Linked DNA regions of Homo sapiens: region 2 is linked to region 1. Evidence: chromatin loops called from intact Hi-C (ENCODE). Cell type or tissue: PC-3. All regions are shown on one strand. Links, peaks and the distances in the headings refer to the core of each region. The heading gives the core; the rest is flanking DNA. Region 1 overlaps WDR27 (WD repeat domain 27). Region 2 overlaps WDR27 (WD repeat domain 27).

What was found. Hi-C counts contacts between places; a loop is a spot of excess contacts. Peaks named below come from ENCODE experiments on the same cell type or tissue, not always from the same donor. Only the 100,000 strongest peaks of a DNase experiment are listed, where the experiment ranks them.
Region 2: a loop joins it to region 1, with 8 times the contacts of the local background. A loop is called at or near these places in 1 of 110 quality-filtered maps.

Annotation. Positions count from the first base shown.
Region 1 is chr6:169,615,593-169,620,974 of GRCh38, forward strand. The region is part of intron 21 of WDR27 (WD repeat domain 27); the gene reads right to left. Among named protein-coding and RNA genes, the nearest start is that of WDR27, 84 kb to the right of the region's middle. RefSeq lists enhancers at 1,424-1,962, 3,342-3,986, 3,987-4,631. In PC-3, for the core only: no CTCF peak of the experiment used is centred there; no DNase peak of the experiment used is centred there; H3K4me3 peaks cover 351 bases; H3K27ac peaks cover 2,162 bases.
Region 2 is chr6:169,556,284-169,561,665 of GRCh38, forward strand. The region is part of intron 25 of WDR27 (WD repeat domain 27); the gene reads right to left. Among named protein-coding and RNA genes, the nearest start is that of WDR27, 140 kb to the right of the region's middle. RefSeq lists silencers at 1-159, 655-814. In PC-3, for the core only: no CTCF peak of the experiment used is centred there; a DNase peak (open chromatin) is centred at 3,008; H3K4me3 peaks cover 925 bases; H3K27ac peaks cover 1,641 bases.

The DNA of each region.
Region 1 (5,382 bases), core at 181-5,180:
AAACTGGACCCCTTCCTTACACCATACACAAAAATCAACTCAAGATGGATTAGACTTAAATGCAAAACCCAAAACTATAAAAACCGTGGAAGATAACCTAGGCAATACCGTCCTAGACACAAGAACTGGCAAAGATTTCATGACAAAGACACCAAAAGCAATTGCAACAAAAGCAAAAATTGACAAGTGGGATCTAATTAAACTTTAGAGCTTCTGCACAGCAAAATAAAGTATCAACAGAGTAAACAGACAACCTACAGAATGGGAGAAAATATTTGCAAACTATGCATCTAACAAAGGTCTAATATCCAGCATCTATAAGGAACTTACGCTGGATTTTAAGAAAAGTTCTGAAAACCTAATAAAAAAAAAAAAGTCAAAACTGAAAGCTGAGGCGCAAACAGCACACGCGAACTCTGAGGAGGCAAGATTATATAAGCACTAGAAAAAAAAACAGATATAAGGTAAAGAAAGCCTCATTAGAAACAGTTTCTTCAAAAAAATGATAAAAGAAATAACTGCACGTGAAAATATAAGAAGACTGAACTTAAATATCCCTAATAACATGCCCTTCAAATACATAAAGCAAAACTCAATAGAATTACAAGAAGAAACTAGCTGGGTGCAGTGGCTCACACCTGTAATCCCAAGTGTTGGGAGGCCAAGGCGGGCGGATCACGAGGTCAAGAGATCGAGACCAGCCTGGCCAACATGGTGAAACCCTGTCTCTACTAAAAATACAAAAATTAGCTGGGTGTGGTGGCGGGCACCTGTAGTCCCAGCTACTCAGGAGGCTGAGGCAGGAGAATCGCTTGAACCCAGGAGGTGGAGGTTGCAGTGAGCCAAGACTGCGCCACTGCCCTCCAGCCTGGCGATAGAGCAAGACTCCGTCTCCAAAAAAATAAGAAGAAGAAGAAGAAGAAACTGACAAGATTACAATCATAATGGTAGATTTTTAACACATCTCTCAGTAATTAAAAAAATCAAGCAACAAGAAATTAGGAAGACCTGAACAATTTAAACACAATTAACAAGGGTGAGTCAATGAATATCTGGGCAAACATGTACCAAATAGTCAGCAAAACCACATTTTTCTCACACACCTATGTAATATTAAAAACAAACCATAGTGTCCAGTTTTCAATAGATAAAAAATCTCAAAGATACCAAGAAAATCAATACTATATATGGAGAGTGCATGCTCTGAACACAATGCCATAAAATTAGAAACCAACAACAAAAAAGATGACCAAAAATTAACTCATGTGGAAATCTAAAAGCATACATCTGAAGCTTGGGTTGAAAAACATCATAATAAACATGAGAAAATATTTAGTGCTGGAAGATAATAAAAATAGTGCATGCCCAAACTGGTAAAGTGCAATTTCAGCATGAAAAATCAAGCAACAGGGAGATATGGGGTTTGACACCATGTGTAAGAGGCTAACGCTAGGCTCAACAATGCACAATGTTGCTGAAGCAGCATCCTTGTGGGGGATCAATACCTAGGGTTCGTTGCCTAGCACCAAGATTAAAGACACAGTCACAAATGAGCAGCAAGTTTAGGAGCGAAGATTTCATAGGCAAAATAAAAAGAAAGGAGAGCAGCCCTCTCTCTCTTTCAAGAGAGAGGGGTGTCCCAAAGGGAAAAGCCGGCATGTGGTGGACTGTGCCAGATTTTATAGGCAAGCTTGAGGAGGCGGTGCCTGATGTATGTAGAGCCCACAGATTGGTTCAATCAAGTGTGACTTTTACATGGTAGGCAGGGAAGGCTGGTTGCCCCACCCTAATCTTTTTTTTGAGACCGAGTTTCACTCTTGTTGTTCAGGGTGGAGTGCAATGGCACGATCTCAGCTCACTGCAACCTTCTCCTCCCTGGTTCAAGTGACTCTCCTGCCTCAGCCTCCCAAGTGGTTAGGATTACAAGGTCATGCCACCACACCCGGCTAATTTTTGTATTTTTAGTAAAGACCGGGTTTCACCATGTTGGCCAGTCTGGTTTTGAACTCCTGACCTCAGGTGATCCACCCACCTCTGCCTCCCAAAGTGCTGGGATTACAGGCCTGAGCCACTGTGCCCAGCCGCCCAACCCTAATCTTATTATGCAAATGGACTTTCTACTTGGCCAGCGCCATCTTGCCTGCTCCTTACTGTACACATGGCTGGCAGAAAAGAAAAGATGGAGCCACCATTTTGAACATGCCTATTCCCAGGTAGCCTTTCCTATTGGCACAACTGCCAGTATTCGCGTTTACAAGCTTCCAACTTGTTTGTCTAACTCTGCAGCTCGATTTTACAGCCTGCTCTTCGTTAGAAAAGAAAATGATTTGGGGGCTGTTCTTCATTAAAAGGAAAACCTTAGGGAGGATTCCCATACCTTCATTATCTGCCTAAGTAATTTCTTCTTAACTCCTGTATCATTGCTTCTGAATGGGTACTAGGGAAAGACCCATACCAAATTCAGCAGTGGTTATCAGAGAAGAAGAAAAGGGAGGGATGTGGGTAGGGTTTTCTCTGCATCAATAATCATTTCATTTCCTTTTTAAAAATACAGCAAGATCTAAAACTAATAAAGCAAAATAACATAAGTGACTATTCCTGAAATCTAGAATCATATGTAATAAAATTATTTCATTAAAAAAGCTGTTTAAACTTTTACACATTGTTTTTAATTAAAATTAGCTGTCTAGTATTATGTATTTATATCACAAAATAGTACATATTTTATTCAGAGGCAGGCAAAGAGTAGTATCCTATCAAGTTTTAAAAATATATAAAGTATCTACACCTGCTAGGACTTTAAGGATATCAATAAATCATAAAACACGTATGCATTTTCATTTTTTAAATGAGCCATTTAATAATATAACACATAAAATAGGAAAATATGACCATCACTTTTTGATGCATCTGGCACTCTTGTTAATACAATACTAAAATGAATTTAAAATTCCATTTGTCCAACAGAATTAAGATAACTATAGGAGTAATTCTCAGAAGAGATCATGTTAATGGTGGTGCACTTGGATGACTGCAAAAAAAAAAAAAAAAAAAAAACATTATTGATGCATGACTAATGTGGCTGAGGTGGTTACTAAGCTTAGAAGAAATTAGAAATGCCCTGTTTTATATGTTACTGGAAATACAGCATTTGGGCCAATGATAATTTCTGCTTCTCCTGTATTTGGACTTGTAGGATGACAGTTTGTGAGTAGCAGCCCCCACATGGCTATGGTTAGTTTGATGTACATTGTGCAACTGAACAAAAATGTAAGATAAGTTTTTTTAAAAAAGCTATTAAAAAATAGTGTAAACCTCTGTAACCTTACACTCTTTCCCTTTCATTCCATCAAATACCATTCAGATGTTTATTTTCAGGAAGTAAAACCCGTAATTTTCCCATAAAAAACCTCAGAACTATTTTTCTTAATATAACACCTCTCATCCAAGAGTACACCACAATGATTCACAAAATATTACAATCCCTACTGAAAGACCACATAGATTTGACAGGATTCAGGCTACTGTATAGTCATTGCTCAAGCTGTTGAAAAATGTAGACATTTTAAGCAGTTTCCTAAAGCAAAGACACTAAACCTCTTAACAAAAAGCTAAGATTTTAAAAGAGAGGAACTCTCCTTGAATTGGGAAATTAGACGGTCACCATGTCATTCCAGGAACAAAGCGAGGCACATCTACACAACAATGGCTCTTCACAAGGCCAACTTGTAAAAACAGTCTTCACCACAGCACTTGGAATGAAATATCCTATGCGCCTCTTGTCGACAGAAAGAGTAAAACTCTGTAAAATATTGGAAGAAATTTATTCTGGGCCAAATATGAGTGACCACGGCCCGTGACACAGCCCTCAGGAGGTCCTCAGAACATGTGCCCAAAGTGGTCAGGTGCAGCTTGGTTTTATACATTTTAGGGACGCATGAGACATCAATCAAAGACATTTCAGAAATACACTGGTTTCCCACCTGGGAAAGGCAGGAAAACTCAAAGTGGGGGCTTCCAGGCTCTAGGTAAAAGTAAACATTTTCTGGTTGACAATTGGTTGAGTTTCTCTGAAGACCTGGGATCAATAGAAAGGAAATGTTCAGTTTAAGATAAAAGACTGTGGAGACCAAGGTTCTTTTGAAGCCTCATTAGTGGCTGCCCTTGGAGACAACAGGTGACAAATGTTTCCTGTTCAGATCTTTAAAAGGTGCTAGACTCTTAATCTGTTTAGGATTGGGAGGGCCTGGAAGAAAGAGATCTAGCCATGTTAATAGAGATTCTTCACAGATGCATGACTAATGTGACTGAACTGGTTTTCCCACACAAAGGACAGCTTTGCAGGGCCATTTCGACATATGGCAAAGACACATGTTTTGGAGTGAAATATTTTTATTTTCTTCCTTGTCTTGTAATGTTATGCCAGAGCCAGGTTGGAAAATAAGTCATGATACATAAGGTTAAATAAAACCCATCTGACGAGAATTGATGGTTTTTAAAGCATGACTCCTCAGACCCCTTAATCAGAGCCTAGTCCTCACCCCTTTAGGACACACCTTACCTGCAGGGATGCTGTCTCAGGGAGCCAGCTTGTCCAGATGTCCATCAGGAATGTGACAAGAAAATGAATCTTGGGACCCCCAAATCACTAAGCCAAGGGTAAAGTCAAGCTGGGAACTGCCTCAGGCAAAACCTGCCTCCCATTCTATTCCTAAGTAAGATAGCTACAAAGATAAGAAGCTACAGACCTCCCTCACAATTTGCCCACAAGGAAATTCCTTGTGGACAAAGGACAGTCAGAACTCAAAGACATCCCTCCGAGGCTTCCCTGAAACAAATGCGTATCTCATTGCTTCCTCTCCCCTATTGTTTATGTAAAAATGATGATTCACTGAGCTAGACTAAATTGTGTATTCAGTGGAAAGCTGATCAAGGACTCAAAAGAATGTAACCTTTTGCCTCTTATCTACTCATGACCTGGAAGCCCTCGCCTCAAATCCCACTTTACCTGACTGAACCAAAGTACATGGTACACATATTGATTGATATCTCATGTCTCCCTAAAATGTATAAAACCAAGCGGTGCCCCGACCACCATCGTCAGGAACTCCTGATGCTATGTCATGGGTGCATCCTTAACCTTGGTGAAATAAACTTTCTAAACTGACCGAGACCTGTCTTAGATATTTTGATTTAACAAGGGGCTCGAGGTCCACCCCTCCACCGGCTTCACCACACAGTCCACCTCCTGTACTCTGCTCCTCCAGACATAGACATAGACCTGCTCCTCCTGCACTCTGCTCCTCCAGACATAGACCTGGCACCCTTCCCTGTGTCATGAACCTGCTGCTCTAGTTACCTGGTCAGCACAGAGCACCTGAC
Region 2 (5,382 bases), core at 252-5,251, 59 kb before region 1:
GCTTGCAAGCAGATCTGTCCCCAGGGAAGCCTCAGAAGGTAACCAAGGCCCTGCCAACAGCTTGGTCTCAGCCTAGTGAGACCCTGGGCAGAGGACCCAGCTCCCCCGAACCCTGACTCGTGACCCACAGGAGCTGTGAGATAAAGAGGGTGTGGTTTCAAGCCACAGCAGTTTTGCTAATACTGTCATGTAGCAACGGGTTATAGATCCAAATGGAATAAAAAACCACAAACATCCTAGAAGGAAACACAGAAGAATATCTTCTCAGTCTCTGGGTTAGCAAAGGTTTCTTAGGCCACAGAAAGCATTAAGCAAATCTAATTTTAATTAAAAACTAGATTTCATAAAAATGTAAAATTTCTGTTCATTAAAGGATGCCATGATGACACCAATAAGCAACCCATAGATTAGGGGAAATACTGCAATACCTGTCTAGAGCTGAGAATACATTAAAAAAGAAAAGTTCTATAATTCAATAATTTAGAAAAGAACCCAATTAAAAATGGGCATATAAGTATATGGTAAAGTGCTCAACATCATTCATTACAAAAGAAATGCAAATTAAAACCACAATGAAAATACTACTCCGCAACCACCTCAAGGCTAAAATTAAAAAGACTAAAGAAACCACATGTAACTGAGATGATGGCACTGAGACTCTCATACCTTGCTGGGGAGTGTCAAGATGTACAACCCCATGCAAAACTGAGAGGCAGTTACGTTGCGGTTAAGCACACATCGCCCTCAGCAACTGCACTCGTGTCTCTCGCAAGAGAAACGAGAACATGTGTTCACACAAACAGCTGTACAAGAATTTTTATGGCAGCATTATTTGTAATCACCAAAAACTGGAAACATCAAAAGATCCCCAACTGAGGGCTGGGTAAACTGTGTTTCTCCCACACAGGGGAAAATGCCTCGGTGATATAAAGGAAGGAACCAGAATGCGTGCAACATTGTGGAGGATTTTCAAAATCATTACACAGAGGCCAAGCAGAGAAGAAAACTTGCCAAATGGCATTCATGTGACAACCCGGAACAGACAAAGCCAGTCTGTGATGGACACAAGAGCAGTTTCCACCTTGGAGAGTGGAAATGAGGACTGACTGGGGACGTGGGGAAGACCCTGAGGTGGGGGGTGCGGTGCAGGTGCACCTGTGATGCGGGACTGGGGCCTCTGGCTGTTCATTTGTTCATTGTAACCCCAGACAAAGAAAGGAGCCCTCACCCTACATGATTTAGAACATGTGCTTATTCAGTGCCTCTGCAGATGAACTGCCAATACTTTTATTTCTTTATCTTCAATCTTTCCTTTTCAATTCTTCTTCCAAAATTCTTTTATTTTGATTAAAAACATCAAAGTATAAGCTGGGCATGGTGGCCCACACCTGTGGTCCCAGACACTCAGGAGGCTGGGGTGGGAAGATTGCAGGAGCCCAAGAGTTGAGCTTGGGCAAGAGGGAGATGCTGTCTCTAACATTTTTTTCAATAAAAATAAAAACATCAAAGTATTTTTTAAAAACTTGCATTCCCCTCCACTTAATAAGTTATCAGGACAGAAGATTATCACTAAAATAAGAGACTGTCTTCATTGCCCTTTTCTATACTGTACACTGTTTTAGACTTGAAAAAACATATTGACTTGAATATAAAAATGGGATAATTTTTTATAGCAGCCTAAGTGTCTATAAAGCCCTCTTAACTTTATAGTGTTTCTATGATGGCTAAGAACTATGAGAGCATAAATCAGGTCACTATATTTCCCAACACTATCCACAAATTTCTGGGTTCAAACAAAAAGGTGTGCCCTGCATTTCATCAGAAATTGGTCTAAGTCCAATACTCCCTTTGACATTTCTATTTCCCACAAGCAGCGATGGCTTCTGCACATAAAAACTCCTCACTGAAGTGATCTTGTGTCAGAGTATGTTAATTACTGATTTTGATCATATTTGAATTTAGCCTCTTCTGATTGCTATTCTAACAGATCAGTTGATATTCTGGCCTCAGGAAGCATCAATTGAACAGGGCATGCTCAAGATATTACATTTAATTTTTAATAATTAGTAATATGTAATAATTCATGCTTAGAATATCATTGGCCAGGCTGGAAACAGAGCCAGGTGCACTGCTGGATTGCTGAGTTCGAGAATAAGCACCAGGCTCCCATCCCGGTGGAGTCCTTGCTGCTGGATGTGGGTCTTGCTGGTCAAATGAATGGAGACCCGGAGCACAGGCAGCCGAGGATTGGGCAGTCATCGGGATGGCGGCTCATCTGCAAATAGCCAGTGCACACCTCCAGGCAACAGGATGACGAGTCTCTGCAGTGTGCCCTGAGACCCTGCAGCTAAGTCCTGAGATGGAAAAGCCAAGCTTGCAGGCTCTTCCATGGACCACTGAAATAGAAAGTCTGGGATAAGGGCCCAGAGGTCTTCATTTTTTCGGAAACACTCCAGCAGATTTTTATGCAGTTCCATTCTGGATGCCATGATTTTCCAATTCAATTATTCGTCACTCCACGAAGATAAATGCAGAACTCATCCAGAGTCCATGAGCCATAAATCCACAGCATAGCAGGCTTCTCATTTTGACTACTGTTGGTGAGAGTAAGTTACTTACATTTGAATCCTGGAATAAACCAGCTATTACTGACTCAAATTCAGAATCTTTTGTTTTACACTGTAGATCATAATACATTGCACTTGGAAGTTACAGGCCTGACAGGCTTGGATCGTTTACAGTAAAAATAATAATATCCTACCAGTTCCGTAGTTCAGTTTCCTTCTCTTTCTGCTGAAGAAATTCCGTCGGCAACCACAAATCTTGAAGCCAATCCCTTATGTTCTCATTGTCTTAATTTATCATCTGGACAGCTCATCCCTGCATGGCAGTGAAAGATCAATACTATGTGGAGCACATTTTTTTGGCTCTTATATAAATCACTTGAATGTAAAGTAGGTAGCGTGGCAATGGCAAGCTGCCTACTTCTGTAGTCTGTACGGCAGCCTTTACATTCACGGTTTGGCTGTTGACTTTGCTAGAATCTGCAGAACATTTTCCAAATGGAAGGTAGTGTAGATTCCTTAGGCATGAAATTAACTTTAATGATGTGGGCATTGATGAGACAGTCAGGAAATATCTGGAAATGACACACTCTTCAGAACTATAAATTGTACATGAAAACACACATTTGAAACCACTCAGGGACTAAAAAAGAAAAAAACAAGCATTAATGCCACATTAGTAGAAATATAATATATGTTGCCTCTCACAGAAATAAGAAACTTTTTTGAAATGTTGATTTGGAACTGAGTTCTAGTCAATAAATTTGAGAAGGAAACCTTTCTCCAGTTCCCGAGTGTCCATAGTAAGAAAGACACGGCTTTCTGCTCTTGAATCTGCCCCGAAAGGCTCCGTACAGCTCACCCCGCTTTTCTTCAAGATGATTCCCAGTGCTTGCTGGTGGCAGCAGAACACACTCCTCTCTTCTGCCCTTATACAGCTCTGTGGTGCGTAGGTGGGCACCATGCCAAGAAGATGGAATCTGAAGTCAGATCAATGAGGTGCGAAGCCTTGCGTGTCCACTTACCCACTGTGTGCTTTTGTTCAGGCATTTTAACTTCTTTATGCCTCAGTTTCCTTACCTGCGATAGGAAGGTAATGAGGTATCCGCTTGTTAAGGCTGTGATGATTACATAAAGCACTTAAGGATGGTGACTGTGACACAGTAAGCACCTAATCAGTGCAAGTAAATGTTTAAATTGACCTCTGATATGGTTTGGCTGTGTCCCCACCCAAATCTCCACTTGAATCGTATCTCCCAGAATTCCCACAAGTTGTGGGAGGGACCCAGGGGAAGGTAACTGAATCACGGGAGCCTGTCTTTCCCGTGCTGTTCTCGTGATAGTGACTAAGTCTCACGAGATCTGATGGTTTTAGCAGGGATTTCTGCTTTTGCTTCTCTCTCATTCTCTCTTCCCTGCCACCATGTAAAAAGTGCCTTTTACCCTCCGCCATGTCTGGGAGGCCTCCCCAGCCATATGGAACCGCAAGTCAAATTAAACCTACTTTTCTCCCCAGTCTCAGGTATGTCTTTATCAGCAGCATAAAATGGACCAATACAACCTCAAACCATTTTGTCTTTGGCTACAAATAAGAAGTAAGGTGTGTGCACATGGCCCAGACAAGAAACTCCAAGTGAGAGCCAGGCAAGGCCAGTGTGCAGGGAGGCTGCCCAAGCCTGACGGGAAGGCACCAAGGTGTCGGGCACAGCCAGGTCCAAGGGCCAGGGCCTTGTGGCTCTGAATTTGAAGATGGGCTTGATGCTGGCCCTCTTGTTGATGGGACACTAACTTTGGTCACTTTACCCCATCATCCTCAGCTACATATCCAGTACATACAATCATTATCAGATTGCTTTATTATTAATGTTTTTATATATTACATATTTATAAAACATAAACTATTGTAAAAATGTAAACTACACATTTTATACTACCCCATGCAGATACACACACGCCCCTCACAGAGTGTCACACCATATCAATCCACTCTGTGGAGGCGAGACCTACTTAAGGGACAGAAAGATCGTATAATCCAACACCTAATTTTAGAGATAAGAAAATCAAAGTTCAAAAGGTTTGCTGAGGAACTACATAGACAAATATATAGAATTTTTGTTCTTATTATTTAAATATTTTTAAGAGGTAACTGTTTAAACAAAATTGATAATGATCTAGTGTGGAATTTAGAACAAATGTGGTCTTAGTCCATTCAGGCTGCTGTCACAAAAATGCCATAAACTGGGTGGTTTGTAAACAACAGACAGTTATCTCTCACCGTCCTGGAGGCTGGAGGTCCAGGATGAAGGTGCTGGCAGTGCCTGGTGAGGGGCCTCCTCCTCATAGACAGTGCCTTCTCACTGCCCCTCACATGGTAGAAAGCGCCAACAAAGTGCCCTCAAGCCTCTTTTATGGGGGCATTAATTCCTGTCAGGAGGCTCTTCCCTCATGACCTCATCACCTCCTGATGGTCCCACCTCTGAACACCATCATCTTAAGAGAGAGGCTTTCAACATATGAATTTGGGGGGCAGAAAACAAACATTTAGATCATAACATTGTAAAAGTAAAATGCATGACAATAATAGCACCCAGCCTGGAGAGGAGAAATGGAAGTTTGCTATTGTGAGATGAAGTGGTTTCATATCACTTAACAATAGAATACCACAGCTAAAGATTTATACTTTAAATTAAAGAAACCTCAAATTAACTAAACAAAGAGTTACACCTAAGAAGCCAAAAAAAAAGATGATAAATGGAAATACAAAAAATATCTAATGGGGCCAAAAGAAAGCACAAAAATAAAAAAACAAAGATCAGAA